2 separate regions of the Homo sapiens genome follow, and region 2 is linked to region 1. Evidence: chromatin loops called from intact Hi-C (ENCODE). Cell type or tissue: sigmoid colon. All regions are shown on one strand. Each heading gives the region's core, and the rest is flanking DNA. Links, peaks and the distances in the headings are about the cores only. Region 1 overlaps ITGA1 (integrin subunit alpha 1). Region 2 overlaps ARL15 (ARF like GTPase 15).

The links. Peaks named below come from ENCODE experiments on the same cell type or tissue, not always from the same donor. Only the 100,000 strongest peaks of a DNase experiment are listed, where the experiment ranks them.
Region 2: a loop joins it to region 1, with 4 times the contacts of the local background. A loop is called at or near these places in 18 of 110 quality-filtered maps.

What each region holds. Positions count from the first base shown.
Region 1 is chr5:52,938,778-52,955,422 of GRCh38, reverse strand. It overlaps ITGA1 (integrin subunit alpha 1), which reads right to left. Exons shown (of 29, transcript NM_181501.2): 25 at 15,732-15,833; 26 at 15,479-15,583; 27 at 10,388-10,480; 28 at 7,962-8,078; 29 at 1-3,016. The coding sequence ends at 2,972. ITGA2-AS1 (ITGA2 antisense RNA 1) reads left to right here. Exons shown (of 4, transcript NR_186583.1): 3 at 6,516-6,598. Among named protein-coding and RNA genes, the nearest start is that of ITGA2, 42 kb to the left of the region's middle. In sigmoid colon, for the core only: a CTCF peak has its summit at 6,748; a DNase peak (open chromatin) is centred at 6,732.
Region 2 is chr5:54,223,107-54,239,751 of GRCh38, reverse strand. The region is part of intron 1 of ARL15 (ARF like GTPase 15); the gene reads left to right. Among named protein-coding and RNA genes, the nearest start is that of ARL15, 79 kb to the left of the region's middle. In sigmoid colon, for the core only: CTCF peaks have their summits at 10,176 and 10,382 (motif pointing right); a DNase peak (open chromatin) is centred at 10,381.

The DNA.
Region 1 (16,645 bases), core at 5,236-7,735:
ATATAGACACAACATGTTCTCTATCAATATCTATCTATCTATCTATCTATCTATCTATCTATCTATCTATCTATCTGTCTATCGTGTAATCTGTCTCAGTGGTGTGCTGAAGTCAGCTCACACTGGTTGGTAAGAGGTGGCAGATACATTTCCAGGAATTTTGTAAGCTGATTAGGGTCACTTTGGTAGTTTGAAAATGGAGAGAGAATATTTGGACCATGGAAATTGGCAAATGATACAAATCAGAGACTGTTTTTTTTTTCCCTCCTGGACAGTGTGTTGTTAAATAATTTACCAATATACCATTGTAGTTTGGTCAGAAAAGAGAGTGCATACATGGTTCAGTTTACAATGGGAGCAATAATCAATTATTTAGAATACCAAAGTTAGAGAAAAAGAAACTTTTTGGCAATTTGGCCAATAAGTTTATAAATAGTCTTAAATATCACCTGTTTTTCTAATTAAATGTTTTAAAAGTAAATGATAGAGTCTAGTACATTTCTTAATCATTAAATATGTTTTATAACATTTGTACAAAGCTGTTTTGAAACATTTGTTGACTTTTTTTAATCAAACGCTCTGTACTTGTTTTTTAAATAATTGCAGAACTATAAGTTAAACCTAAATATTAATAAAAATGAAACTATATGAAACTATATGAAACTAGATGAATCAAACTTGTCTTGCAGATATAGCTTTTGTGTTTATTTTCTGTAAACTCTGTTTTTTGGTGTTATAGAGCTATTTTTGTATTCAATTTATATGTGTACATGTGTCTGCACATGCACACACACACACACACAAACCTCAACAAATTATAATATTAGAGAAACAGGACTTCTGGTTCATGAAATATTTTACTTAATAGCCAGGAATGACTTATGTTAAAAATTGTGCCGGGCTTATAAGTATCTCTTTGATCTGGCCAACAGCTCTTCCTCTCTTTTCTAAAAACTTCAAAATGCCCTCATTTCTATTTTTTCCCTTTCAGTTAACAATTTAGTTTAAAAGTGCACACTTATGGTTCAGTAAATGGGCTTTGTCTAGTAGTCACAGATGCTGAGTATGAATTTCAATGGATCCGTTAGCTTTACTACTAAGATCTTGCTGAGATCAGAGAAGGGCTTCTGGGCAGGCTGAGCACTGGGGGTGTGCAACATGGTAACTCTGAATAAGAGAAACCCTGAGTTTTACTGGGCAAAGAAAGAACAAGTGGTAGGTATGATTTCTGAACCTGGAAATAGCGAAAATGAAGGAAATTCCAAAAGCGCGTATTTCCAAATAATGACAGGCCAGCAAGAGGACACCAAACCTCTAGAAAGAGGTATTCTTTCTTCCAGCTACTGATGGCTTTGGCATCCCACAGGCGCATTCCTTTGGCCTTCAGGATCTTAGATGCGGATGTGGAGAGTCAAGAGGTAGGCTGACTCTGAGTCTTCAGCTAAATTCTTTGGAAATTAGTTTAAAAAAATAAATTTATAACATTTAATTTCTATGTGGATTTGCTCCTCTTTGAACAAAGCAGAGCCCAGGAGTTTCTGGATGAATACATGTTCTGGTCTTGTTACAGGTTCTGGTAAATCAGATGGAGAAATGTTGTTGCAGAAATGTCAGCAAACTTTACAGCAGTAGTTCACACATGCAGCTACTATACATTCATTCATTGCTATTTTCCTAAGAAATGGAGCAACCTAGGAGCTTATGCTACAGTAGATTCCAATGAACCATAATGACTACTTCAAGAACAAAGAAGCACATACAAAGGTGTGATATCTTCCTGTTGGTTTGAGTTTTCAAACCTGAAATTCTTTAAAATACATTTCTGGGATTTTATTTAAATATTGATGCAACACACCTAAAAAGCAGTGACTTCTTGGTAAAATGTAATACTGAAATGGAAAATTGTCTTTTCAAAAAAATAAGAAGTGTGGTTGGAAATTAAATACCTTTTAAAAAATTAAAAATAAACACACTCTCACAGCTTGGGGGTTTGAATGAACCCTGTACCAAGGAGTTGAGACAACTCTTTCTTTGGGTCACATACTGGAACCCTTAGCATTCAAAAGCTGCTCAGCAAAGATAATTTCAGCATTTCAGTGGCATCTTTCTCTGCTGTCGTATTTCATTCAGAAGCCATTTTAGCATGTCCCCCATATATGGCTTTTCATGACAAATCACTGTGATGCCACACAAAACTACTTTAAGTGTTTTTTCAGTATAAAAGAGTTTTGCATTTAGAGCTCAATATCAAAATTAAGCATGTTCTGTAAAAGCTTAATTTAACCCATTTAATATACTTGTTTTTAAACGAGTCTATCCTGATTTTCCATCCTAGATAAAATTTTAGCTCAATTGCAGTACTTTCCAATCACCTTGGGCAGGGAGGGAAAATTTTTAGGTATAGAACCCAACACAAAGATGCTAAATGTATTCTTGGTGACTTAATTTTCAATCCATATTGTATATGGATTCTACCAAGGGAAAATATTCTCATTTGAATAGGGAGAAATGATCTTTTTCAGGTAATTCTTTTCTTGGCATTTACGAGTGCTGACTGTCATGCTGAACATGGATATCCAACAGGAATCAAGGGGAAAAGCTTAATTTATATTGTTTTGAAAATAGATGTTTCTATGATCATAAAAATCTTTTTATATATTCCTTAAATATTTTGGATGGTGATTTAATACATAAACATATTTGTACAGGTTTTTTTAAAAACACTTTGTAATTTTGCTTACTCAACAAAAATGAGTAATTATGTAAAATATTTTTTGTCATTTTATAAAATATGTCTTTTTGGTATTGTTTTTGGATAATGCATGACCTGTCATTTTCCAAGTAATGAATCCCTGATGGATTACATAGTTACATGACTATGTCATGAATTATACATTTCTTGTCACATATTTGAGGCAAACCTGAGGATAGATTATTGAATAATTGTTATTATTTTCTTTCATAAAATATTTCATTTCTCCATTTTCTTTTTCAGTGGTCTTTTGAAGAATCCAATCTGTTGAGAAAACACAAAACATAACACAATTAACTATTTTAATTTAGGTAGCAAATATTAATCCTTTGGATAGAATTAAATTTAATAGTATATTGGCAATGCTGGGCACACAACTAATATAATTAAGAAATATTTTCTCATTGACCTATTAATATTCAATGTCAAAAAATGACATTTATTAAATTGCTGTTTCTTTTTTTTTCTTTTCTTTTTTTTTTTTGAGACAGTCTCACTCTGTCACCAGGCTGGAGTGCAGTGGCGTGATCTCCGCTCACTGCAACCTCCGCCACCCGGGTTCAAGTGATTCTCCTGCCTCAGCCTCCTGGGTAGCTGGGACTACAGGCATGCACCACCATGCCCAGCTAATTTTTGTATTTTCAGTAGAGACGGGGTTTCACCATGTTGGCCAGGATGGTCTCTATCTCTTGACCTCATGATCTGCCTGCCTCGGCCTCCCAAAGTGCTGGGATTACAGGCGTGAGCCATCGCGCCGGGCCGCGGTTTCATTTTTAATATTTTCATTGGTTAAATACACCATGACCCCTAGTAAAATATAGTATACACATTGAACTAATTAAAAGCTTCTGGGAAAATATTTTGGGAGACAAACTGCAATTAGCTAGCATTGTCTCTTCTTTGCCATCATCTTTTTTTTCAGGGATGTGGCAGAGAAATTTCCATCAAATGATCGATGACCATAAGTTGAGGTCATTAGAGATGGTAGGGAATCTGACAGGTATATTATGGCTAGGGCGTTAGGGAGATTTCTGAGTTGTCTGTATTAACTTTAAATGCATCAGGACGTCTGCTTATATAGATTTGATATAAAAAGCCTCTTGAAAACACACTATATCATTTGGAAATAAAAAATGAAGTTGTTGACCATAAGAAAAATTTCACATCGTGGTGGATGGTGAGCCATATTTCATTATGCTTTGCAATTTGGGGCATCATAAAAAGTTATAAGTGCTGCAATTGTTTCCCATCCTATAGAATAACAAAACTAAGTATGGGGGATAGAAGGGATCTTTGCAATTATCTAACCTAAAATGCTTATTTTTAAAAAAAGAAAATTAAGGGTCATAGGTAAGTGATTTTTCAAATTTGTATATATTTTTTAAATTTGAGAGGGGGCTATAATAGATCGAGCAAAGGCAATGAGTTAATTCTTTAAAAGTGTGGCACCTCTACATCATTTTAATCACGAAATTATGGCAAATTATGCCAGGGAACTATGTGTTTATAAAATAATTATTAAACAACTGAGGGCTTAGAGGGGATAAACCCTCAAAAATATGCACTTTTAGGTTGGAAAATTTTTATTCAGGGCTCATGTCTTCTATTATGCCATCATCTAGTTGGTGGTAGATGAAGAAAAGGCGGTAACGGAACAAATACACATGAAAACAATAAGTTTTTCTTCCCCAAATGCCAGCTCTCCTACACGTCTCAGGCTTTTTCATATGAGCCAAGTATAAAAGTTCCAGATTCACAAACCATTAGGCTTCTTAACTTGTGCCTGCATGTCCTGAGTCAAAAATAAACAGACAAGGCTTTCACAAAAGCAGGTGGTGGATTCTAAGACTTTTTCTCCTTCCCACTCTGCTTTGCTTCTGATCTCTCACAGCTCTTTTTGCTTCTTTACAATGCTCCTTGGCTTCTACACATTAAATGTTCTATTTTAAAATAACTTCTGTTATCTAAGCACTCCACCCAACCAATTAACATGGGTTTTTAAGAGAAGTTGAGTGGCAAAGAGTGGAGATTAGGAGAAAATAGTTTATAGCTTCAAGATGGACTGGGCCAATCCTAGCCCAAATTTGAAACCAATAGAGTTTGTTTTCAGCCCCAACACTTTCTTTGCAGCACTGGCTTTCATTTTTTCCTTCCTGTGTTTGCTTCATGATCCCTTGTTCAAAACCCTATGGCAAAGGCTCTAATGAGGTGATAACTGTCAGAAAAGTAAGTGCTTAATGAATATAACATGGAATAATTGCTGAATGAATAAATTCATACTAATGTATAAAAGACTAAAAAGTGGTGAGACACCAGTCCCCATCCACACCCACCCAGAACATGTATATTGGATGAAGAATAAAGCTTTAGGATTAATAAATAAATCATCAGTTGAGGAACTTCAGGCATCATTATGACATCAAGTTAGGAGAGAGGAATGTTCTGAGTCTCTCATGGCTCCTGGTGTGCTGGCATCTCCCCCGGCATGTGGTACCACAGTTCAGGACAAGTTTCTCCACCTATTTAAACCTACGTCCCCTACAAGATTCCTCCCATCAATCATGAAGTGTATTAAGCAGCTACTAACACTTTGTCAAGCTTTAATTTTTGCCATGTGTATGATGAAGACAAAGATATAAAGACTGTGTCTTTTGAAAGTGAATCTCTGCTCTAAGAGAAACTTTTGGCCTGTCTCTTACACAGAGACTCAGACTTGGGAGTTCCAATGAACTCCAAACTGGTGGGATTCAGGAAAGGAAGGAAGAAGGGATAGTCCTGAGGTGTCTGATCCAGATCTAGTTAGAATAAAAAAGATGTCTGGGATAAGAGTAGCTCTTCTGAACCTACTGCAACTGAACTCATGCTTCAGGCAGCTTCCAACAGAACTTTAAAGTAGGGGGAAGTGGGATTAGCCTTCTTGATATAATGGAACTACCGAAAGTCTGAATCCAACCAGGGACCCTCATTCCAAAACCAAAGACAGTATTATGTGTTTAAGAGAGTTCATGACTCTCTTGAACAAAACCCAACTCCTGGAGCTCCAGAGTAAAGAGCCCTACCCTATAGCCTGCAGCAGTAGGATATATTGGAAAAAGAAAGAGCTCTGTAGATCATTCCTTGAATCCAGTCATTTACTAGCTAGTAATCATGGGAGAGTCACTTTACCTCCCTTTGCTTTAATGTCCTCAGGTGTAAAATGTAGTTAAAATACTTGGTCGAAAAGATTGTTGCAAGGACACCAGAGTGAATGGAAGCAAGAGAGAACACAGAGTGATAATAGTCAGTGGTTTTGGCACAGAATTCAGATCCTTACTCTGAATCTCACTATGTGTCTTTGGGAAATATACTTAAATTTTATGTTCTTCACTTAAAAGAGGAGGTTCATACGACCTCATAAGGTTGATATGAGTATTAAGTGGGAATGCTTAAAGCAGAAATGTTTAAAATAGCTCCCTGCACATAGTAAGCATTCGATAAGAGCTAGTTTCTTCCCTTCTACCTTAGAATCACAGTTCTGATTGCTGGGCCTCCCAATGAAGTGGCTGAACTATTTCTACCGGGTAAGACAGCCCAAAGTTTGTCAAATGATCTTCTTTTGGGCCTGCAATAATAATAATATTAATAATAACCTAAGAAGCTGTCAGAATGTATCAACACATCATTATCTGGATGAAACAATGAGCTTAGTTTTACATTTATGCTTTTTCAGACTACTGACTGAAAAATAGGTGACTGAAATTTCCTATTTGTTTGTCTGAAACAGAGGTACAAGGCCTGAAAGAACCTATCCAAATATCAGCTCTGGTTTTCCTCTTCTCCTGCCAGCGGTGTTCTAAAACCATAGAGGTAAGTGCAGTGCTGAGAACAGAAGACTATGCTGAAAAAAATCAACAGTAACACTCTCTATTAGAGGTGCATAGAAATGAAGAAACCACTTCCTATATTTCAAGTACAACCTTGACACCAATAAGCCAGGCCTTGGGTACCACAGTGTGGCAAAGCTAGGTATTACAGAGAGAACACTGATCCCTTATAAAGTAGAAGGAAGAGCTGGACATTGGCTATAGTGGAGAATTTTGTTTGGGGAACTTTGCTAGAGAAAAGCCATGGATTCTATTTACTGAATTAAATGCCACTGACCTACATCTGGCTTTGTTCACCATCTCCTCTGAGACTAAGCCCCTCAAAAGAGGAAGTGAGTCATAGGAGAGTAAGAAAGGATAGGAACAGTTGGTATTTCAGTGGGAGAGAAACTTGCTATTTAAACTATTTGATTAAATAATTATGTTGCTCAGGTAATAGAACAATTAATATGTAGCCACAACCTATATTTTTAACATAATTTAACTATTTAACAAAACAATAGGTAAAATCTAGGGGGATATTATGCTAGAATAAATGCTTATTTGATATTTAATTGAAAAAACATTCAACTCTGTATGGGATGTTATTCTCTATTCAACTTATCCCAAAAGCTGTCATCTCAATTCTACTTAATGTGAAAATTATACAGCTGCTAAGAGTTTTAAAAATCATGTCTATTTCAGCCTAAGCAAAACATTACATAAATATCCAGAGTTACTTGACACAAAATAGGTGGTTACTCACATTTACCACAGAATTTGAAATAGGAGTCTGTGAAACTTTAAGATCTCCCCTACATCAGCTGATCCCTTATCCTCCACTCAGGCACACAATTTATTACATAAAATGTGCCATATATATTTAAACATTAAAGAATTATTTGATATTTAAGACACATGGAGATGTGATTAAAACAAGGCTTATTTTAACCTTGAATCTACTGCTTATATATCCTTAAATTGACATAGGAATTCATTTTTTCTTTCTCTATAAAAGACAGTTTTCATTGTTCTCTGTTTATAAAAGAAATACATACTTATTATAAAATTTTAATTGTTACACATGTGAAAGTCCCCTATCATACTAAACTCTAGAAAGATACTTTTGTGAATTTTTGACTATTTCTAACTTAAAATAAGTTTTTTTTCCTTTACAAAAATTGGGTCAAGTTGTGTGCAGTGTTTGAAATACGCATTTTTCTTTTTTCTTTCCCTTAGTCATCATTTCAACGTTTGTTTCATTGCTGTAATAATACTATATTACATAGTCTGAATATATCAGAGCTTATTTCTCCAGTTTGCTGTTGATGATTGAAGTAGAGAGTCAAAGGAATTTTGGTGTTTACCTTCCACAGTGCTAAAATGAGCAGCATTAACAGCAACAATCCGGCAAAAGCACTCAGCAGGATGACCCATAATGGCACTCTGCCCGGTAGCCCATCTTTGGATATTTGAATAGCAAGCTGAAAATTATTAAACAAGATTGTTAACATAATAAACACCTATTAGAACTCCTGGAACATTGAGTTCTTGCAGGCTACAATTCTCTACCAGTGCATTAATCTCGTTACTATATAATGAGAAAACATTAGATTTACATTAGAAAATGCTCTTCATCTAGTCTAAATCTCTAACTATGTCAAATTTATTATTACCAAAAGGTATTTATAATATTATCCTTCTGAAATTTATACATAAAGGGTTAAATGTCAATGGATTGGAATGCTCAAGGGGAGGAGTGAATTTCTGTTTAACTCAGGGAGAACCAAAGTATTATGTGTGTTAAAGATTAATTAGTACACTACTGTATTATCACAATAGCATTAGTTTAGATTGGAATGTCGCAGTTTGTTGTCATAAGAACCTGAGAAAGTCTCCTTATTTTATTTCTAGTGTGCATAATTTTTTGTTTATAAATTGAAAGTATAATGCATACATGTCAAGTGTATGGGTAAGTGAATGTTTGCATATGTATTCACTCCCAGTGTGCTCTTCATTATACCACAATGTTTCTTCTACTTGACTTATCACTGGGTCCACATGTATAAATCAGGTTTTAACTGAAGCAAAGCTGTAAAATGGACCGCTTTTAGTGTTCCAGCTACTCAAGCTCTCTCAGGGTGGCACTCAAACCTCAATGAAACCTATCTGCTCTGTGTCTCATCCCTGGGGGATTTGAAAAAAATTAATTTAGGGTAGATATCAATGGCTAGTAATAGTTCAAGCCCTGTATTTGCCTTTAACAGTAACACCTCAATTTCTTTACCTAGAGGGAAGATTAGGGTAGAAAAAGAAACTAACAGGGGAGAGATTTGTATATGCATGATACTAATCAAAACCTCTCAAATCACTCCAGGTAGGTGACAGAGCTGGCAAGAATGTAGACATATACAGCATCAGACCATTATGACAGTTTCTTAAAACAAAACAAAACAAAACACAGATGGGGTTTCACTATTTTGCCCAGGCTGATCTCAAACTCCTGGGCTAAAGTGATCCTTCCATCTCAGTCTCCCGAGTAGGCTGGGATGACAGACATGAGCCACTAAGCCCAGCAAGGCAGATTTTAAACATATGTAAAACAATTCCCTGAACTTACAGATATGGAAACCGGAATCTAGATAAGATCAGTGACTTTCCTCAGATCACACAATTACAAAATGATCACTTTTAGTAATTTTATCAATATAGATATAATTTTTCCTTTAGGATGAATGTAGAATAAATATTTCCAGGGGAATTTTTAACTAATATTTAGGGAAAATAAAACTCATTATAAAATTTTAACACATAAATTTAGGAATCATATGTACTTTTCCAACATAAACCATACTCAAATTTTTTAGGTTTTAGTGAAATGTTGGCTATTCTATGTAAGGAACAACTTTGCATTTTGCATTGCTTATGCTAAGCGCTCTTTATGACATAAGTAAACATTATATGCATGTATTTTCCTTTTTCTTGAAAAGCGTATACTTATCAGAAGTCATTGATATTGGAAAAATTTGAAATAAGCAATTTAAAAAGAACATCTGAAAGTTAGGGAGCTTCCAAATTGAATTTTATGATTCACATGGTGCTGTTATCCACATGGGATATTTAAAGTCTCCCATGAGAAGGGGGGAGATCATGCTGAAGTGCCTGCATGTGTAACAAGTACTTATTTTATTTTATTTTTTTAGAGATGGGGTCTTACTCCGTCACCTTGGCTTATTAATTTATAAAAAGGACAAGAGTTAAAAACTCAAACCTTTCTATTTTTACTGAGGACTCAAGTCTGAATTTGTATTAGGAAATACCATCACTTTTTTGTTTCAAATTTCTCAATGAAATTTGAAAGAAAACTTTAAAAAATGTACATGTTTTCCTGTACAGTATAAAGGCACTTTTTATAAAGAAGTTGTTTTTTGCGGCTGCTCTTCAGATATCAGCTGCATTTTATAATGTCAGCTTTTAAGGAGGAAAGTTACAACTGCATCATTTGTTATCAAAGTGAAAGTAAAAACATCCATTTACCGTGATAGTTATAAGTGATAAAGTCAAATGCGGCATGTGAATTGTAAATATCATGATTTTCCCAGTGTCTTACAAGGATGAATAAGACTAAAATCACATTTGAAGCTAATGAAGTATAATTTGAAGCAAATAGTGTCTGTCACTTACCGAGAGCAATACCAGTCACTGCTTAAGGGACTATCAACAATTATAAAACATTATGTCACAAAATTCAGAGTGAAATGCATAATGTTTTCAAAACTCATGTTGCACTTACCTCTCTTTTTTGATTGCTGCTACTTAAAACCAGAGATGCATTTTCACTCCGAAGTTCTCCCCTTATAGTAAGATTTAAGCTGGAAAAATATGACTGAAAAGCAAATAGGATTTGTTCTTAATATATGATGCTAATCAAAATGAGAGCTAGTCATGTTTGAGTAGGACATTTATAAAAGCTAAGATTTTTCTGAGAGATTAAAAATTCCAGTTTTGTTAACTTCCAAATGGAACTGGTAGTATCAAATAATAACCGTGCACTTGTCCTCCCTCATTTGCCACTGAAAATCCTTACTTAGATCCTCGTTATGGAATGAAAAAAAATTTTAAAAATATTTTGTATTGATTTATCATTAGAAAAAACAAACCTCAAACTCTGCCTACCTTTAATGTAGCAAGACATGAAACAACTACATTCTGGTGATGAAGTTTATCTAGGCACTTATTTAGGATTAAAAATGAAATTGATGATCTAGGGGGACAAGATGGCTAACTAGACACAGCCATCTCTCCCACTAAGAGATCCCAAATTATCAAGTAAATAATATAATTTGGGCAGATCTGATCTCTAGGGAGAAAACACCGCAAGTGTGTGGAGAGGCAACACAGATGCTGAGGCTGAAGAGGGAGAAGCTGGGAACCCTGCGTAGGGTACCTGAATGCTTGGGCTACTTCCTGGCCCTAAATGGCTCCTGGAGAAGGGGTGAGGGAGGGGACTGAGGGACAGCTCACTCTTGCCACAGACATCTGGGATCTAAGCTACAGAGTACCCAACATCTCCAATGGATGTGTGAGCTGGCAGGTGGATTTTCCCAGGGAGCAGGTAGAGACAGGGCTTCAGCTAGCATGGAGCCCAGGAGCTTTTGTGAGCAGAGCACAGACATAGGTGCCCATCCCCTCGGACTCCCCATCTCCTTCAGAGAGGCTCTAGCCCCAGGTGACCACAAGCCAGGAGAAAGCAGGCATTCCCCATGGGACTGGGGCATGTCTGTTCTGCAGCCTCTCCCGCCTGCCAGACCCTCCCAGAGTCCCTGCCTAACTGCCCCACAGGAGCATGTGCACAGCGCAGTCTCTGCCGCCCAGCCTGGGTGCTGCGCCCCACCTGAGTACTTTCCCTGTGACCTGGGAGGACTTTGGATCCTCCAAAGCAACCAGAGCCTGACTCTGAGCTGCGGGGTGTCCTGGAGACCCAGAGATGGCATGTCCGTCTCAGGAGTACCAAGCTGAGATCTATGGCTGGCACTCAAGTAGGGGAGGAGCCCCCATCTCAGAGCACTGAGATGGGTAACAAACATGGATTCGTGGGCCAGCGTGGGCCAGCACTGGAGTAGGGCATGACTCCCTCCACAGGGCTGGTTCGGAAAAGGTGTCACCTATCTACCTGCCATGGCCTCTGCCCGAGAGAGCCTGTGGCCCAGAACACCTAACAAAAGAAACATGGGTACAGTGCCAGTGATTGGAGGAGGCCTCTCCCTACCCACTGCAGAGCACCCCTGCAAACATGAGCAAATACAAGAGTGGCAAGACTAAGAGCCTATCTACTGCCCATTACCCTTAATTGCCCTCTACTGGATCACAGCTCAAACAACAACACCAAAAATTACTTTGCTAATAAACACTCCTGTGAGCATACACCCACAAATAAAGATCCTGTACAGAGACTTGGCCCTCTGAAAGCATCCAGAAACAAACCCAAATGACTACACTCAACTTACACCACAGTTGAAGAACATCAGTCCCCCAAGATGAGAAAGAATCAGCACAAGAACTCTAGGTAGAGACAGGCATCAAAGAAACATACCTCCAAATAATAAGAGTCATCTGTAACTAATCCTAGCCAATATCATACTGAATGGGCAAAAGCTGGAACCATTCCCCTGGGGAACTGGAATAAGACAAGGATGCCCACTCTTACCACTCCTATTCAACCTAGTACTCTAAGTCCTAGCCAGAGCAATAAGGCAAGATAAAGAAATAAAGACATCCAAATAGGAATAGAAGAAGTCAAGCTATCTTTTTTCCACTGGTAATATGATCCTATACCTAGAAAACCCTTAAGACTCTGCCAAAAAACTCCTAGAATTCATAAATGACTTTAGTAAAGTTTCAGAATATAAAATAGGGGTACAAAAATTAGTAGCATTTCTATACACCAATAATGTTCAAGGTGAGAGTCAAATAAACAACACAACTCAGGGCTGGGTGCGGTGGCTCACGCCTGTAATCCCAGCACTTTGGGAGGCTGAGGTGGGCAGATCATGAGGTCAGGAGATCGAGACCATCCTGGCTAACACAGTGAAACCCCATCTCTACTAAAAATACAAAAAAAAAAAAAAAAATTAGCCGGGCATGGTGGTGGGTGCCTGTAGTCCCAGCTGCTCAGGAGGCTGAGTCAAGAGAATGGCGTGAACCCGGGAGGCGGAGCTTGCAGTGAGCCAAGGTCGCGCCACTGGACTCCAGCCTGGGCGACAGAGCGAGACTCCGTCTCAAAAAAAAAAAAAAAACTCCATTTACAGAAGCTACAAAAAACACTGAAATATCCAGGAATACAGCTAACCAAGGAGGTAAGAGATCTCTAAAAGGAGACCTAAAAAACACTGCTGAAAGAAATCAGAGATGAGACAAATAAAAGAAAAAACCTTTCATTTAATATCATTAAATGGCCATACTGCCCAAAGCAATGTATAGATTTAACACTGTTGCTCTTAAAGTACCAACATCATTTTTCACAGAATTAGAAAAAACTATTCTAAAATTCATGTGGATCTAAAAAAAGAGCTCAGGTAGCCAAAGCAATCCTAAGTAAAAAGAACAAAGCCAGACCCATCACACTGCCTGACTTCGAACTCTACTATAAGGCTACGGTAATCAAAACAGTATGATACTGGTACAGAAGAGCCACATGGACCAGTGAAACAGAATAGAGAATTCAGAAATAAAGCCACATACCTACAGCCGTCTGATCTTTGATAAAGCCAACAAAAACAAGCAATGGGGAAAGGAATCCCTAGTCAAAAAATGGTGTTGGGATAACTGGCTAGCCATATGCAGAAGAATGAAACTGGACCCCTAACTTTCCCCATATATAAAAACTAACCAAGACAAATTAAAGATTTAAATATAAGACCTTTAACTATAAAAATATTATAAGAAAACCTAGGAAATACCCTCTCTGACATTGGTCTTGGCAAATAATTTTTGGCTAAGTCTCTAAAAGCAATTGCAACAAAAACAAAAATTGACAAGTGGGATCTAATTAAACTAAAGAGCTTCTGCACAACAAAAGACATTATCAATAGAGTAAACAGACAACCTACAGAATGGGAGAAAATAATTGCAAACTATGCATCTGACAAAGGTCTAATATCCAGAATAAGGAACTTGAACAACTCAGCAAGCAATCAATCAACAAATAACCACATTAAATAATGGGCGAAGGACATGAATAGACTCCTTAAAACATGACATACAGGTGACCAACAAACATATGAAAAAACTCTCATTATCACTAATCATTACAGAAATGCAAATAAAAGCCAAAATGAGGTAGGTACCATCTCACTCCAGTCAGAATGGCTATTATTAAGAAGTCAAAAAATAACAGAAAATGGTGAGGCAGCAGAGAAAAGGAAAAGCTTATACACTGTTGGTGGGGATGTAAATTAGTTCAGCCAGTGGAAAGCAGTTTGGAGATTTCTCAAACAACTTAAAACAGAACTACCATTCAACCCAGCAATCCCATTACTGGGTGTATATACCCGAAAGAAACTGTTTACCAAAAAGACACGTGCGGTCATATCTTCATTGCAGTGCTATTCACAACAGCAAAGACATGGAATTAACATAGGTGCCCATCAACAGTGGCCTGGATAAAGAAAATATGTACATATACACCATGGAACACTGCACAGCCATAAAAAAGAACAAAATCATGTCCTTTGCAGCAACATACATGCAGATGGAGGCCATAATCCTAAGCAAATTCCACAGGAACAGAAAACCAAATACCACATGTTCTCACGTATAAGTGAGAGTTAAGCCTTGGGTACTCATGGATATAAAGATGGGAACAGTAGACACCATGGACTACTTGGAGGAGCTGACAAACTACCTATTGGGTATTATGCCCACTACCTGAGCGATGGAATCTGTACCCTAAACCTCAATATCCTGCAAATATACCCATGTAACAAACTCGTGCATGTATACTCCCTGTATCTAAAATTAAAGTTGAAATTTAAAAAATGAAATTGCCAATATTAACAGTTAATGACATAAAAATAGCAACTTACTATAATCAAATTCAAAAATGGCAAAGTCATATGTTCAACTAAATACTTCCTGAGAAATAAATAATACAAAATACAATAAAAAGTTTTAAAGTAGCTTATTGTCAGACAGATTTGGCTTTATAAGGGGTTAAAAATGTCTTCATAGTCTCTACTAAAATACAAAAAAAAATTAGCCGGGCGTGGTGGTGGGCGCCTGTAGTCCCAGCTACTCGGGAGGCTGAGGCAGGAGAATGGCGTGAACCCGGGAGGTGGAGCTTGCAGTGAGCTGAGATCGTGCCACTGCACTCCAGCCTGGGCGACAGAGAGACACTCCGTCTCAAAAAAAAAAAAAAGAAAAAAGGCTTCATATATACCTATATATTATAAAATTATACATATAATAACAGTCTGATAAAACACAGTAAGTCTATGGTATATGTTAGCTCTTTCCTTTGTTACTGGGGTCAAGGGTTGCCACTTTATTATACTCTGTACATTAACTGAGTTCCAAAGTATTAAGATAAGTGCAAGCTTTGGTACTGGAAAGGTATTTATCTCTTAAAGTACAAAGAAAAAGGATAAGAGAGATTGAAAAAAGTATATCTCTCCAGAGGGGACCTTGGTAATATCTTAGTTCTTAACAGACAAGGAAGATGAGACACACATAGCTGGTTAAGTAGAGCTGGGGCTTGGTCACATCCTCTTATACTTCCAGTCGCACATTCTTTCCAAAAGCAGCACAGTGCCTTGCATATTCTAAGTGGTAAATGAATATTTATTGATATTATTCAATAAGTGCATAGAACTATGTATTTACTTACTTTTATAAAAGTTGGTTTCCACAAGATAAGCGAAACATTGACTTGGCTGATGTCAGAAGAAGTGAGATTACATGTGATGGTAGCAAATTTACATGTATTGCAGTCCTGTTTAAATGTCCAGAGATACATATCAGTATTCTTGCCGTTTTATCAAATATCTATATTTAAATTCTTCAGATGGTTATTTCTAGATTGATATCAATTTTATTCATTTGGAAAGCAAAAGGTAAAAATAGCACTTGTCTTAATTTACCAGAATTGTGCCTCGTTTGAGATGGTCAGTTGATGTAGTCATTTTCTTTCCAGAGTTGATACTGAAAGGATCCTCAAAGATATGGGGTCTGCAGTTTGCATTCTAGAAATGAAAATATTACATTTATCAGACAATGCCAGATATCAGAGGAAAAACATGACTTGCTGCAGTAGTGTAAAGAATCTGTGAATGACAGCCATTGCCATATATTAGAGATCCATCTTTGTAAGTGTGCTGTATGGGAAAGGTTGTTATGCACCAGCCATACATACATATATATCCACCCCAAGATAATATGTACTCTTACCATGCTACTTTTGAATTGTAATGGAAACTAGTGAGGTTGTAATGGAAAAGAAAGAATGCTAATAGAACTTACTATTACGTGATTAATACATTCATTATTACCTTAATCAAAGATAAGCTTATAAATTCTATACTACAGAGAGAGAAAAGCATTTAAATTCTACTGATAAAAACAAAAACAACGGCCAGCCACAGTGGCTCACACCTGTAATTCTAGCACTCTGGGAGGCCGAGGTGGGTGGATCACCTGAGGTCAGGAGTTCGAGACCAGCCTGGCCAACATGGTGAGGCCCCATCTCTACTAGAAATACAAAAATTAGTTGGGTGTGGTGGCAGGCGCCTGTAGTCCCAGCTACTTGGGAGTCTGAGGCAGGAGAATCATTTGGACATGGGAGGAGGAGGTTGCAGTAAGCCAAGATCGCGCCACTGCACTCCAGCCTGGGTGACAGAGAGAGATTCCGTCTCAAAAAAAAGGAAACAAAAACAACAAAAATACTTGTTCAATATTATGGCTCATGAAACAATTGAAAAGCGAGAGACCTTCATCTGTATTTATGTATTCATCCAGTAATACTTTTGATTCCCTACACACCAAGGATAGGACACTC
Region 2 (16,645 bases), core at 9,213-11,712, 1.3 Mb before region 1:
AAAATGGTTATTTGAGCTAAAGCCATCACTCCCACGTTTCAGACAGTAGAAAGGAAGAAGAGCAAAAAATATGCCCCCATTTTTTAAGGAAACATTCTAGAATTTAACTTCTTTTTGTCCTCATATTTCAGAACATAGACATATGGTCACACTTAACTACAAGTGAGGCTGGAAAACACATAAGCCTATGTACTCAGTTCTCTCACTACAAAAGAGAGGAGAATATATATTGGGGAACCCCTGGCAGCCTCTTCTACAGGGACACAGACTCCCTTATGCCAATCCAGAGAAACCAAAGACTTACTGAGCATTTCTTTGAGGTGATTCTTTACTCGTGTAAGTCTTAAGTGTATCATCTTAGCTACACTAACAATTGGGGGGTGGAAAAGAGTCTTTTCCAACTGATACATACCAATATTTTACTTCAGAAGAGATACCTGAACTGTATATTTCAGATGGCATTTTTAAAATCCAATGCCTAGGATAATAGGGTTAGTTACTTTTCCAAAAAAAAAAAAAATGGCATTCATAAAAGCCTTTTCCCTTGCCATTGCCCAAAGATAAGTCAATTTCCTATCTATTAATAGTTGTACAGCTAGTCTGTCTTTTTCGGATGTTATAAATTGACCTAAATGTCGTTTCCACCATGGAGGGTGCTAGAGGGATGGAGTCAAACACCTTTGATTGTAGAGTCAGAGGACCTCATCTGAGTCTTGATTCTGTCACTCACTAACTGCTGTATTACTTAGAAGAGTCATTAATGGCTTAGTTCCCCATCAATGACTATAAAAGTGGCACCTTGGTATTTTACCTCAGGATGATTGCTATGGATTAGATTAGAAAACTCTAACTTGAATGTCAAAATGAGTTCATTTCATCTCGGTCTTTGCCAGTCGTCAACATCAGGCCCCAAACCTTTGACAGAGTCAGTCTACCCTGAGTCAAGCGTTCCTGTTTCTGAGGATACCTTTTTAGCTCATGAAATGAGTTGATTACATTCTTTATTACAACAACCTGATCTGTTTCCTTTGCGAGTGATTTGGAAAACACTTTTCATTTAACTTTTACTCAAGGTTTTTCTTGTTCTTTGAAGTGACAGTTGGTCTGTGAAGTCGGCTTAATGTCAAAGTCAGGTTATTGAGTCAGCTGCTGAAGAATATAAACTTAAGATGGCTTTAGAGATAGCCACTCATTCTAGTGCTCTATGTTCCTAAAAAATATTCTCTGGCGGAGTGATACAGGAAGAAAGGGGCATCCTGCGAGACTCAAATTCACAGACTTGACTTGGAGCTGGTTTTAGAAGTCGGGAAGGTTTCACTCACCGTCGGCTTCCTCAGGGTTCCAACGGTTGCTGGGTTCTTTATTATTCTTATTGTTTTTTGTGATTGTTGTGTGTATTAGGGCCAGGTTTAGGCTAAAGAGTATTTCAGGCTCAGAAGCTGGAGCTAGCAGTGCTGGGGTCACGTGCAGTGTTTCCAGGGCACAAAGGGTCAACCCCTGAATCTGGGCTTATAAAAAATTGAGTGACTTTGGCATGAAAAATTAAGTGACTGGGTTGCTCCCTCGTTTTCCATTCCCATTTTGTTTTTTAACTTTGTTAAACTCAGGGGTGGGGTAACCATAATGCCAGGAAGGATGTTGGGGAGTTAGTGATATGGAAAGAATGGTCAGATGCTTTCCTTCATCCTTTGAATGCTCTTCCCTGCCCCTAAAAATATAAAGATTTAAAAATTATTATTATAGTAAACGTCCTCTGGTACTCTTGTGGATTTGTTTTTTCTATTTAAAATTCAAATCCCAGTGGAATTATTTTAGAGTAAGTAGTGAAGTAGGGATGCAACTTTGCTTTTCCCCCTCATATGGTTAGTTGGTTGCCCAGCCCCATTTGGTGAGTCATCCATCTGTTTCCCGCTTTTTGACATGCTACATTAACCGTAGATACGACAGTGATCATTTTTGGCTAAAAAATTATTTTTGAAGGTTTGGCAAATTCAAGACAAATTCTACAAAGGATCACCCGCATTTCTTCTAGTCAGCTGAAGTAGTGCCCTCAGGTGGTAACAGTCTTAAAAACACAGTTTGCATTCTCTGTGCCAGGTTTCAGATTGTGTTATTCTTGATGCGTTTTTACTGACTTTATTAATAGTCTTCTTTCCTTTTAAATAGACAATACTAATTTACATAAAATGCTACTGCTTTTTGTTATTCCCTGTATGTACTTAGATGTATTCCCCCTTTTTGGTGTCTATATTGATCTACCTGTCTGATCATGCATTGTCAGCATGCTGTTTCTATTAAGATAATTGTATAATGTTCTAATACTTCAGGGTACTTCTCTACCAATAGGGAAGTTGTATTAGTCCATTCTCATGCTGCTAATAAAGACATACTAGAGACTGGGTAATTTATAAAGAAAAAGAGGTTTAGTGGACTCACAGTTCCACATGGCAGGTGAGGCCTCAGGAAACTTACAATCATGGCAGAATGGGAAGGGGTAGCAAAGGCATGCCTTGCATGGTGGCAGGCAAGAGAGCATTTGCAGGGGAACTCCCCTTTATAAACCCACCAAATCTCTTGACACTTATTCACTATCACGAGAACAGCTGGGGGAAAACCCACTCCCATGATTCAATTACCTCCCACCAGGTCCCTCCCACAACACGTGGGGATTATGGGAGCTACAATTCAAGATGAGATTTGGGTGGGGACACAGCCAAACCATATCAGAAGTGAAAAGAGTGGAAAAGGAGAACAAACAATTCCTTTGTACACATCATTTTCACTCATGTTCCAATGATGTCGTACGGCCATACCTGGCTGCAAAGGAGTCTGGAAACTGCATTCTGTAGTTGAGTGGCTATGTGTCCAGCTAAATTTTATTCACAAGGAAGATACCAAGGTTCAGCATGCTCTGGTGGGACACTTTTCACTTTAGACAAATGTCTAAATACAAATATTAATGGAAGTAGGCTTAAAATAGATAAAAGATTAAAGAGTTTTAATTACTTGAAGAAAAGAAGGATTTTGTTTAAATGAATGTATGCACTGGGCAATATATGATTAGAGAGTGAAACACTGGCACATTATAAAGGACCAGTAGAATTTCACAGAAGTGTTGCCAATAGAAATTTATTTTTGGCCAGTCTGCTCCATCTACCTAAGTTGTTGACTTGAAGACATTGTGTGTTCAGATTAGAATGACAGACGAAGCATACATATTGTTTCTGTCTTTTTGCGTCTGATGCTCAAATTAAAATTGGATGAGTATGCTCCTTAGTGGTTGTAGTTTGGTAATACTACTGATTTGTGTGTGTGTGTGTGTGTGTGTGTGTGTGTGTGTGTGTCTGTGTTTAGTTTCAGTTCAACTCGGCCACTTCCAGTTGAGATTAATAAAGCCAGTTATTCACTTAAAGTACCTGTACCCACCAGGCTGTATGGCTGAGGCTAGATCTATAAAAACTCAAAGCTAGAAAATGCTTCCATAACTATGACAGTATCTCAGCACTTCAGAAATTATAGAATTTGAGAGTTTAAAAAGGAACATAGTTATCCGATCAGACACTATCAGTTGGAAGGAGTAGCTATCTCTGCCAGAGTTTAAAAGTGGCAGAGAGGATTTTATATACCACTTCAGCTTGCATTATCATCAGAGGAATCAGACATTGTGTTCTGGTGATAAAGCCATTTAAAAAATTTTCTTTTCCAGTCTAATGATTTAAAAACCAAATAGCTATATCAAATTTCTTATTGTTACTCAAACCTTTTAATGTCCTAGTTGATGAAATAACAATTCCCATTTCATACAGTTCTTTGAATTAATTATAACTGTAATTTCCTTAAAAATTCCATATTTGATTATTTTGAATTAAAAATGCTCACAGCATCTTAACAGTATAGAAGTATAGTCAAATGCCCTTCCATTATTTTTGCTACTAATGCATATTCCTTGCCAGAAATAACAAATGTTAATACTTTACTATAGCCCGGGGTGGTGGCTCACACCTGTAATCCCAGCACTTTGGGAAGCCAAGACAGGCAGATCATTTGAACCCAGGAGTTCGAGACCAGCCTGGGCAACATGTTGAAGCCCTGTCTCTACAAAAATTATAAAAATTAGCTGGGTGTGGTGGCACATGCCTATATTCCCAGCTACTTGGGAGGCTGAGCCCAGGAGCAAGGCTGCAGTGAGGCATGAGCGAGCCACTGTACTACAGCTTGGGTGACAGAGCGAGACCTTGTCTCAAAAAAAAAAAAAAGGTTTAACTATAGAATTAACGTGCATATGTGCTCATAAACATGGGTACACGTGCGTACATTTTTTAAAACATAAATTAGATCATGCCACCCGTTATTCTGTGACTACATTTTTTAGTTTAACCATATATTTCAGACTTCTTTCCATGTCATTACATTATTTTATCTGATAAGGTTGAGTGTATTTTTACACTGTTTTTCTTATGTCATCCTAGAGAAAGATGCATAGAATTAAATCCTTTTAACATTAACATACAGAGTTAAAAGTATACCCCAAGCATTGGTTCTTATCCTTCAAAGGTCCTTTTTCAGATTTTGTGAAGGCCATTGGAATGCCCAGGTTGTAAGTTGAGTGTAGTTTTAATATTTGGAAATTGAACTAATAATAATCCCAACTTTATCCATGTTAATGCTTCTATGTATTTAAAGTTATAAGTAGTTAATAAGACATAATTTGAACAGATTATTTTGGATAGCCGATGTATAATCAATTCATAGGAATTTAAGAAAGAAGTTTTTTGTGTGTGACCTCAGGTTTACTTTTGCATTTAGTTATGAACTACATTCAAACTAGATTTGGTTTCACATTTTCTTAGCTCTTTTAAAAACATATTATCAAAAAATTAAAATTAATTTCCCTATGCTCATATATTATTATTTTATAATCTGAATTTTCTGGGACGGAGTTGTAATTCTTCTGACAATCCAATAAATTTATTTTGTGTTCTGTGAGCTTACAAGTCCACTAGAGGGTGCATTTTACTCTTTTTTGACACAGACAGAAATTTAAGTCCATAATTTTGTTTCACTTTCACAGAGCTAGTTGGGTTAACAGCTTTGGAAAGCAAAGTCCCTTAAATTCTTAAACATGGACACTAGGAGACTGTTGTACAAAAACATAATTCATTAGTATAAAGCAACCATATCATTATTAAAATAGTGGCCTTACCAGTGGATGCTATTGTAGGATGCAGAAGGGAGCACGGTGGGGTGGGGATGTCTAGGGAAGCTTCATGGGCAAGATGGGATCTGTAGTGTTCAAACACCTGGTGAAGTCAAACTTTTTGGTCTCAGGACCCCTTTACACCATTGATAATTATTAAGGCTCCCAAATAGCTTTTATTAATGTGGGTATTGATATTTAATGTTCTAGCAATTAAAATTTTTTTTTTTTTTACTAATGCATTTAAAAATAACAATAGTAACGGGCCAGGCCTGGTGGCTCAAGCCTGTAATCCCAGCACTTTGGGAGGCTGAAACGGGCGGATCACCTGATGCCAGGAGTTCGAGACCTGGCCAACATGGAGAAACCCCATCTCTACAAAAATAAAAAAATTAGCCGGGCTTGGTGGCACGCGCCTATAATCCCAGCTACTTGGGAAGCTGAGGCAGGACAATTGCTTGAATCAGGGAAGCAGAGGTTGCAGTGAGCTGAGATCTTGCCGTTGTACCAGCCTGGCAACAGAGCGAGACTGTCTCAAAAAATAAATAAAAATAAACCCATTACATGTTAATATGAATAACATTTAAATGAAAAAGAACTATATTTTCCAAAACAAAAATTAGTGAGAAAATGGCATTGTTTTACCTCTTTGCAGATCTTTTTAATGTCTGGGTTAATAGAGGGCAGCTAGAGTCTCATATTTGCCTCTGCATTTAATCTGTTGTGTGTTTTGGTTAAAGTATGTGAAGAAAATTCAACCCCACGCAGCTATGAAGTTGGAAAAGAATATTTTAATAGCCTTTTCTGATAATTGTGAGTAGTCTTCTGTGATTCTATATCTAAACAATCAAATGGTAGTTCCTTAGGGGCTAGTTGCCATGTGGAACCTGAAACCATATCAGTGAACTTATTCTAGTTAGTTATGTTAAAAGCCAGTAGTCTCTCTTGGACCTTGAAAGACTCTTTTGCTCAGGCATGACTTTGTAATATTACACATTGGTCTTGGAAAATATTGGTTCATCTAGTTATGTAAATCTTCCAAATGTTAACACAATATCAGTCTTGTAAATATGTCAAGTTCATGATGGCAGATACAAGTTTTCTAAGAATTTAATTTTCATTTGAAAGCTTGAATTTTATCACTGGCAACAAATACTAACAGTTGTTTTCCTTGAATTGACATGCCCACTTCATTTATTTTTAAGAAAATATCTGTGAAATACCCAAGTTCGAATAATTATAGTTTGCCTGTAAGTCATTTTTTCAAGTAAAAATGGTGTTCCATGAAAAGAGAAGTTAGTTAGGTTCACGAGTACTTTTCCTTGAGACAACCCTTAGACTTTTACATAGAGCAGAAATGTTTTGTATGTATTTCATCACACAGAATAGTAACGTGTCAAGATTTAATAAAATTGATAGTTTACTGCTTCATCAAGGCCATTTTTATGTAAAACACAATGGCAGCTGGTAGAGTTTGGTGCCACCAGCATGATTTGTGCTAAAGGGCCAGCAGTTTCACTCACTCACTCTCTCCATCAATGTTAATGCAAACACAATGCAAGAGGTAAATAATGTCTTAGTATGATGACATTAGTTTTGATCCTGCAGATCCTCTGAAAGGGTCTTGGGGACCCTCAGGAGTCCATGCACACATTGAAAACGGCTGGACTAGGAGAAGCATAGAACTGGGTGTTGTGAAGCCATTGCAAACAAGGATGGTGTATGAGGGCAGGGGTGAACATGAGTGTCAGCCGAACAAGGGGCTGAGGGTAGACTCCAATTGATGGCTCTTGTGGGAATAGAGGAAATCAGAGGAGAAAAGAATGTGTCTTGAAGGCAGAGCAGACCGGAGAGGTCCCTGAACACAAGTTCTGAGAAGCAATTTTGTGGCTTTCCTGGTAGGTGGGCATGCGTCTTTAATTAAGCACCCCTGCCCTTCCCACTCTGCCCTGTTTCTCCCATATTTCTACCTGTTGGTTCTATTTTTACCCCCAAATGCAGCATAAGGCTCTGCTTTCTCCTGTGCAGCCTTTCAAATATGAACTTAGGGTCTTGAGGCCCAGTGGAAGGGAGCTTCGAATGTCAGAACAACTGGAAACTTTTTTCCATAGATAGTAAGGAGCCATTGCTTACTCTGGTCTCTCCTTCCCTTCCTGTTTTTCTGCCTACCTTTTTGAGAATGGCATTTGACAATGATATTTATTGAAAGAGCACTATGTATTAATAGTGCTCTTGGGTTATGTTAGGGTTGCAGCCGTGAACAGACAGCCTCAGTACCTGCTGTCAAAGAGCCAAGAATCTAGTAAAGGATACAGGCAAATGTGGTCAGGATCATGGGAACATTTGGTGAGGGCCTCTAATCCCAGAGGGGAAAGGGCTTGCAGGTCAGATTGCAGGACTTTTTGGAAGAACTAAGACTATGGAGGCTGAGACTTAAAGAGTGAGGGGTTAGTTAAGCAAAAGGTATAGGGAGCCTAAGGAAAAGGAGAGGGTTCTGGAGAGGGCTCCACAAGGATTTGGATTTAGAGACAGCACATGAGCAGTCAGTGTGGCCGCAGCGTAGACTGCTAAGTGGTCAGGCCTTCACTTGAGATTGGAGAGGGAGTATGGACTGAATTGTGTCTCCCCAAGTTCATATGTTGAGGCTCTGTCCCCCAGTGACTACGTTTGGAGATAGGGTCTATATGGAGGGAATTAGGGTTAAATGAGGTCTTAAAAGTGGGGCCCTAATCTGATACTACTAGTGTCCTTATTTTAAAAACACCAGAAAGCTCCCTCACTCTCCACACTCATGCACCAAGGAAAGGCCATGTGAGGACAAAGTAATGGTTTGCTAGCCAGAAATAGAGCCCTCATCAGAAACTGAACCCTCTCAAACTTTGATCTTGGACTTTCCGACCTGCAGAACTGTGAGAAAATACATTTCTGTTGTTTAAGCCACCCAGGGTCTTGGTATTTTGTCATGGTAGCCTAAGCTAAGATAAGGAGTTACCACCCAGAGAAGCTGATGAGCTCTGCCAGCCTTGTTAAGGAGCTTGGTTTTTATTTTGAGGGTTTTGGTGAGACATCAAAATGTTGTAAGAAGCAGAGTGAAAGATTATTCAAGGTGAAGTGTGAGGGATGGATTGACTGGGGCTGTGCAGATAAGAGTGTTATGAGAGAGACAGAGAAGTGGATGTTATAGGCTGGATGAGGGTGGCAGAAGTGGGCAGTGGGGATTGAGAGAAACTTGGTTTCGAGAAACAGTTTAATAGTTTTGTAGACTTGAAAATTGGTGACTGGATGGGTCAGTGAAGGAGAATGAGGAGTCAGGACTTCCAGGTTTCTAGGTGGGTGATCCTTGTTCACTGAACTAGAGAACAGCAGAGCAGCAAGTTGAGAGGAGCCAAGGGTGCATTTGGTTTTCATCATGATGAGTTTAATGTGTTTGTGGGATATCCACGTGGAAACATTCCCCAAGCAACTGGCTTATACAGTGCTGGAGACCAGAAAGAGCAGGGGAAAGAGGGAGAGAGAGAAAGAGGAACAGAGAGCAGGAGAGAGAAATGGGCTACTGATCTAGGTAAAAATGCTATTAGTGAGATTCTGTAGTGGCAATGGCCAAATCACTTAATTCCTCTCAATATTTCTTTCATCTCCTGTAAAATAGAAATAGTATTTTTTTTGCTTACCTACCAAGCTGTTATATACTCAAAAATAAAACTAAAATAGAAAATATGGCAAAAGCACATTGTAACTACAAAGGACTGCACATATTTGAGTAATTTATTATACTGGGATCTCTAAGGGAAAATGCTGGATGCATAGGAACAAGAAAAAGGCCCTAGGGAGTGAGAACCTGGATGAGGGCGCACAGAGGGAGAGGACAGGATTACAGGGAAGACTTGCTCATACCTCACAGAGGAGGAGAGGGTCCAGATGACACCTTTTCCAAGTCCAGCTGGCTGGGAAAGTGATCATTTCTTTGAGAGAAATAGGAAAATCAAGAGCAGGAGCTGGTTCATTGGAAAGATATATATATATTTTTGACGTAGTCCCATGGCATTTGAGGAGACCGTATTGAGGCATCTGGGTGCATGTCTTTGGTGGTTGGGAAAGGCCATTCAGGACATTCTCTTCTTCCTTCTTTGTGCTTTTTTGGTTCACCTTTTCTTTTCTTTTCATTCTTTCTTTTTCTTTTTCTTTTCTTTTCTTTTTTTTTTTTTTTTCTGAGATGGAATCTCACTCTGTCTCCAGGCTGGAGTGCAGTGGCGCGATCTGGGCTCACTGCAACCTCCGCCTGCCGGTTCAAGCGATTCTCCTGCCTCAGCCTCCCAAGTAGCTGGGACTACAGGCACCTGCCACCATGCCCAGCTAATTTTTGTATTTTTGGTAGAGACGGGATTTCATATTGGCCAGGCTGGTCTTGAACTCCTGACCTTGTGATCCACCTGCCTCAGCCTCCCGAAGTGCTGGGATTACAGGGGTGAGCAGAGCACTGCTCTAAAAATGTTTTTTGGGCAATGTAGAGTTAATTTTAAACAATGGAGTTTGAATGCCTGTAGGAAGCCATGTTCCTAGTCACCACAGGTCTCTCCTCAGTCTCCTTTACTCCCCGTATTGCTGCCTCACAGGCTTAGATTTTTCCCTGTCCTGAAGGCATCTATGAATCCAGGTTTAAAGTCACCATGGACAATTTGGCCTCAAAGGGGAGAACGGGAAGTGAGATTGCCGGTGGGGATCAGAATCGGCCAGAGCCAGTTGAGACCATGTCCCAGAGGGAGCCCCTATGGTGTGGAGCAATGACCACAATTAAAATGTGTTTCAGTTTCCAAGCTCTTAGCTTGAGATATGCTAACCTAGACTCCTTCTTCCGAATAACAATAATCTTAAGATTATAATTTAATTGGAAGAAGCTAGGACAACAACAGGTGCACATAGATACTTAGCACAATAATTGCTCATAATTTGGCAGGAGGAGCCTGGGTTAGTGTATCTCAAGCTAAGATCTTGGTGACTTGTCTCTAAAACTGTTTGTTAGTAATGTTTTCCTTTTTTAAACTCTATTTTATTTCATTTTATACCAGATCTTCGTAATACTCCACTACAGCAAATTCTGATTTGTGTGCTTGCTTTCATATCTCTCGTGTCTGATTCTGATGCAGGTACCCGAAGGATTTCTACAGTGTGTCCTTCACCCCACCAGCCACCAGGGGGCAGGCACATTCAGTCAATACTTTGACTATTACCATCTCAAGGTGCATGTTGTAACTGCTAGAGAAGAAAACAAAAATTAAAAAGAAAGACAAACTTTGAGATCTTATTATAACTTGATGTCGTTAGCTGACCCAACAGGCTTTTGCTACTGTCCAAGCATTGTTTTCTAGGAAGGCTATAGTTGGATGATCTAGTGTAAAGGAAATGTCACCATGGTTGAAGTCTTGCCAATAGCTCAGAGAATGTTTAATGAATTGAGACGACTCAGTCAAGCAGTGAGTAGTAAGAAAATCTGTGTGACTAGTGACAACCAAAGTGGAAAGAGGGGCCCTTGTGTTCCTAGAGTGTCCCAGATGCCCCCCAGAAACATGGATTAGAATAAACCCCAGAAATCTCTCACAGACACCTTAACATGCTTCTCCCGACAGGAAACATGTTATTTTCAGGGATGCTATGTTTGGTGCTTTTAAAGTAATACTATGATATCCTTTTAAAAATGCTCAGCTTCTTTAAAGGAGATTGAGGAATAAGGAAAACAGATCTCTTAAGTAAAGAATTCTTAGAATCCTTAACATGAGATCCATGAGACTAGCGCAGTTTTCTTCCTGATTCCTGAAATTCATTAAAGGGAATATTTTTCTTACCATGAAAGTGAAGGTTGTGTTTTATTTACATGGGCTAGAGGAAAAGGATGAACAAATAAGCAAACTACTTGTGGAAGAGGTTAGAACTATTTCAGATAGCTATAAATTTTTATTGCAAAACCTCATAAAAACTCCAAGAAACAGTAATGGGGGAGGTGAGAATAACCTTATATCATAATTATTAATTGACTTTCTCTTTTGTTGTCTGGGTGGGTGGGGGTGGGGGGGTCAGTCCTCGTGGTAATAAGGACTTTAGAAGATGAGATTTCATCAGTTATCTGAGTAAATTCACCTGTTTGAGCTAGTCCTGAATATTGAACCTATTCTACCCCCTGGGTTTATGCAGAATTTGGTGATTTAGTTACAATTTTGGTTCAACACTTCTTTAGATTAGCAGTATGTATCTCAGGGAACCTTTTCAGATTGTAGTATTCTGTGATAAAATGTGGCTTGTCATAGAATATATTGCCAGGCTTAGTGGACACCAGGCTTTCTGAAGATAATTTTTGTCCCCTTTGCCTCTATTTTTAGGGATGTGAGATGTGTGAGGCAGAGACTGAAATTGTAATGTGTTTGGCACCAGGTGACCTTAGAAATTAGCCATCTGATAATTTGCATTTCTGATAATTTTCATGTAAGGTGCCCAGGGTCCTCTGGCGTTACAGACATACAAGTCCCAAGTTTCCTTCTCTACTTCTATCTTGTCTTTCTCTTGGTTTGAGAAGATGTTGTGGTTTTTTCCAACCCATCCTCTTATCTCCTGCTTCTGCCAGTCCAGTCTCTTCTCAGAAAAGGTGTTACTCTGTAGAAAATGTTAACTCCTTCTGCACACCCAGAGACCACTTACTGTTTTGTACCTACAGCTCTGAAATGATGATTCTGTCACTTTTGATTTCTGTAGACTCTGGGTTTTCTTGTCTTCTCATGAATTGTGAGCACACTGACAATTGTTCAATGTGCTCAAATGTGGAAAAGTTATCTTTTCTTTCAGTTGTAAGTGAAGTATCCCTAAGGAATACCTGCTGATGCTGCTTATCTTGCTTTATGTTTTAGCTGCCCTGTGTGACTTTGAGAATGACCCAGAAGTATTCAGGCCTTTCTGAACTGCGCTGTCTCCTGTGCATCTGGCCCTTGCAGTCATTCAGTTGGTGGGATTTAGTGGAAAGGGCTAAATTCTGGAGTGGGAGGGCCTTGGTTTCTGCCAGACTCAGCGTTTGAGCAAGTCTTCTGGCCCACAAGTCTCTATTTTTTCACTGATAAAAAGCCGCTCATAGTAATACCTGCCTCCCAGAGAGCCTGTGAGGATTAAGAGAGGTAATGGATATGAAAGAGCTGTGTAAAGGCAATGAGGTTAGGTCTTGTGTTAGTCATGCCACCTTGCTTGCTGCAGGAGGATGTGCTGTGGCTCACCTGTGCTTGAGCAAGCTGTGTAGGGATCCTGTCATCAGGCCTCCTCCTTCCCCAGTGTGTGAAGGGAGAAGGTGAGCTCAGACAACTTGGCCTCAGTGCTTACAGAAGCAGCGTTATTTCCTTCAGTTGTTACCAGTTACTTTGCCATCTTGTTTGAAATAGTGTATTAGTCTGTTCTCATGCTACTAATAAAGATATACCTGAGGCTGGGTGATTTATAAAGGAAAAAGTTTTAATTGACTCACAGTTCCACATGGCTAGGGAGGCCACACAATCATGGGGGAAAAGCAAGGGATGTCTTACATAGCGGCAGGCAAGAGAGAATTGAGAGACAAGTGAAAGGGGAAATCCCTTATAAGACCATCAGATCTCATGAGACTTATTCACTACCATGAGAACAGAATGGGAGAACCACCCCCATGATTCAGTTATCTCCCACTGGGCCCCTCCCACAACACTTGGGAATTATGGGAGCTACAATTATTCAAGATGAGATTTGGCTGGAGACATAGCCACACCGTATCAGATGTGTTGAGTTGAAGAACAAAGAGTCAGGTCCTTGATTTTTGCTTCAGTTGAAGACATATAAATGGTGAAATGGCTTTTTCTGCTGTGGATTTTAAAGGTTTTACTCATTTTTTTTAATAACTTAGACTAAAAGCAAGGCATTATTTCTAAAGAAAGATTATTTTTAACAGTCTTTGAAATTAGTCTATTCAGAAAGTTATATTTTTTCTGTTTCCTCCATTTTCTTCTCCTTTGGATCTCTTCCTCTTTGCCTAGCTTGGTCTTCTGATATTATCATAGCTAACCACGGCTTCCAGTGTCATGAATGGCTGGAGGCCTGGCCTCTCGATTCCAGGAATTTCTGCATTCCCTTTAATCAGCCAGCTTCAACCCTTTCCATGGCCTGGAATTGCCTCATTTCTAAGGATTCAAGCTTGGAGCTGTCTTCCAGTCACAGCCTTCTGTTCTTTCACTTACTCATTCCTTCATTTCCTCTAAACGTGCTTGTTCCTCATCTTAAATCCAATTAACGGCCATTTTCCACCTGCCGCTTTTCTTGTCACTCAGTCTCATCCTTCCTTCCCTGCTCAACCTTCAGGCCTTGACCTCCCCAGTCCACCGTGTCAGCTGTTGGCTCACTGGCATCCTTAGAATCCCTTGCCCTTTTAACTTCTGCTTTGCCCACTATTATGACTGCCTTCCCACTCCCCCCGTGTCTATATCCCAGGCCACTGAAAATCACTGGAGGAAATCACATTAGCCCAATCACATTGGGCTAAATGCTTAGTATTGATGTGTGCCACCTCCCTCTGCTGGAACCTCACTGCTCCTGGGAAAGTCTTTTTAGTTTTCGATCCTTCTTCACCCTGGGGTCCCATTTCCATCAGCTTTCCTTATTTTGCTAGTAATCTTGCTTCCTTTTTCAATGAGAAGGTAGATGGTAATCCAATTGAATTTCTTCAGCTCTCCTTTACACCTGAACCTTTGTCTGTATTTCCAGCCTACTTCTCACACTTGCTTCCCGATGCGATGGTGTGTCCTTACTCCTTCCCAAGGTCAGCCTCCTCACTTTGGGCACCCTCTTGTCAGCTTCAGGGCCTTACACTGTGAATGAACTCTGCCACCTCCTCCCTGCCATCACTTTCTCCCTTTCCACAGACTTTCCTCCTTTTATCCTATGAGCTACTTAACTTTCCTGAAACCTTCGCTTCACAAGAGCCTCTCATTCCCTTAGTTACAAATTTCTCAAAGAACTGTCACTTCTTCCTACTGTCACTCTTCACCACCCAGTCATTCCTTAGCCCTCTGGCCAAGTAGTATCTTCTCCTGCTGTTCTGCTGGGACTCTTCTTGCAAGTCGGCAAGGACCTCTTTCCTAGTTGTCAAATAATCTACTTCTCACCATCTCCACCACCTTTGACATAGTTATCCACTCCAGCAGGTGTTAATGCTTAGTACATTTATGTTGAGTGGATGGATAAAGGCGCTTTGCTTCTCTCCGCTAGTCCCCATGACATGGTGCCATCTTTTTTTCTGCTGCGGTCCCTCTGATCACTTCTTTTCAGTCTCTTTTTAAACCTGACTGAAATTTTGAGTTTCCCCATCTTGGCAGAAGGATGAAAAATCAGGGAATCTTAATTGAGTACCTACTGTGTGCCAAATGCTACCCTTTAGGGGCTTTAATTACGTTAACTTGTCTCATCTTTACAGCAACCCTATGAGGTATTGTTTGCCTCATTTTTAGAGAAAAATAGTTGAACTTGAGGGAATTTAAGAATTCACCTATGTAACTATTAGTGGGAGAGGAGTTTGAATCCTGTTTGACTCCAGTGCCTTTATTTTCCCATTAGATTCACACAGGACTTGGGTTGAAATCACCTTTGTGTTTCTCAGTTCCCACCTGAGTGCTTGTGTACATTAACTGCACATATTTGAGAAGTCAATTTGTGATACTGCCTGTTCCTATGGCTTCAGTCTTTTTGCTTTATTTTTTTTAAAACATTGGCTTTTAAAAGACCACAAAAAGTAGTATGTGCTGTTGATAAAAATTCAAACAATAAAAGTTTGTTATAAAGTAAAAAAATGAATATTCTCTCCCTTCCCTTCCCACCACTCCCACTCTCAAGGGGTGGTGACAACTATCATTTTTACACTGATGATGTCCAGGTTTTCAGTTTCAGTCCCTAGATCCCTCTTGAGTTTCACAATCCAGTATCTGAATGTTGAGCCCAGATGCTGATTTATAGTTATTTATATTTTTCCGTATAATTTTCTGGACTCCCATAGTTGAGTCATTGAAAGTCTGTTGGATAGTGGATGTGAAATCAATTAATCAGTCAACTGATTAATCTCTAATTCCGCCTATTGCACGTGTCTGTCCTGCTGGCCTCGTATACTTGGATTCTTCAAGATTAAATCCTTCTCCTTCTTCCCTCCATCAGTTCCATTTCCTCATTTCCTGTGCCTTATCTCAGTTGTGATGCCATCTGCCTTGTCATCCTTGTCTCATCCCCCTTCTTCACATTGCCATGCAGTCAGATGGTATCTCCTTTCAGTTGCGTGCAGGGTCACCACAATGCGTTCCCACTGCCGCCTTTGGAGTTCAGCCCACATATCCTCTGGCTTGGACGGTTACCCCGGCCTCCTTGTGATTGCCTTCGCTCCTCCTCACTCCACTCTGCTGAGTCTTAACTTTCTAAAACCTAACTTTCATTGTGTCCCTGCGTTGTATGGCCACAAGCACACAACATCCTAATATGATGTAAGCTCTGGCATGTCTGTTTGTGGATGATGCCCTGAATTTTTATTCTCCTGCTTGTACTGATGCGTACTTTTTGCTCTGAATGCAGCCAACATTCAAGGTGCTGCTCAAGTGCCACAGCATTCTTATAACCTGCTCCTGACATGCCTCCAGTACTCAAGTCAAGGAAGCTCTTCCCAACCCCGGCGCTCTCATAATTGCCATTTATTCTCAGTATTCAGTCCATTCTGCCTTGTGTTAAGTTTGTTGTTCAGACAGACCGTGGAGGTAGATTGTAAATTTTTCAAGATGACCATGTTGCAAGTATTTTTATGCCATTTGATTGATACATAGTAAGTTCTTAGTCATATGCTATTTGGATCTATTTTCTTAAAGCTCTGATTTGAGAATCATAAAATTGATTGTTATTTTATTGTTATTTTCATATTTAGATAATGCTGTTACCAAGGTTATCTGTGAAAGCCCCAATAATCTATCTAATAGAAGTTTATGCCTAGTGGGCCAAATAGTTTGTCAATTGTCAATCAACCTGTAGACCCTTTTCTATCTCTAAAATGACCTATTTAAAGAAACTCTGGGATCGCATTCAACTTTAGCTCCTAAACCACAGCCTACTGTGTGCGAACTCTAAAACGCCACAAGAAAGCTACCATTAAATTATTGAAAATATTCTTTAATAAAGAATTTTAGTTCTTTAAATCTCTGCATTTTAACAAATCTGAACACAAACATATCCTAGGTGGTCTTTTTTAACCAAGCCGTTTTGGACATAATTTTTTTACATGATGTAAATTTTAATAAAAAATATAAGTAGTTTTTTTTTTACATGGTGGGAGGATGGTTTAGTGTTCTCATGAAAGGAGGAGGGAGGACATTTACCCTTCCATGGTCACTGCCTTTTAATAACATGATGCGTGATAATTTTAAGGCC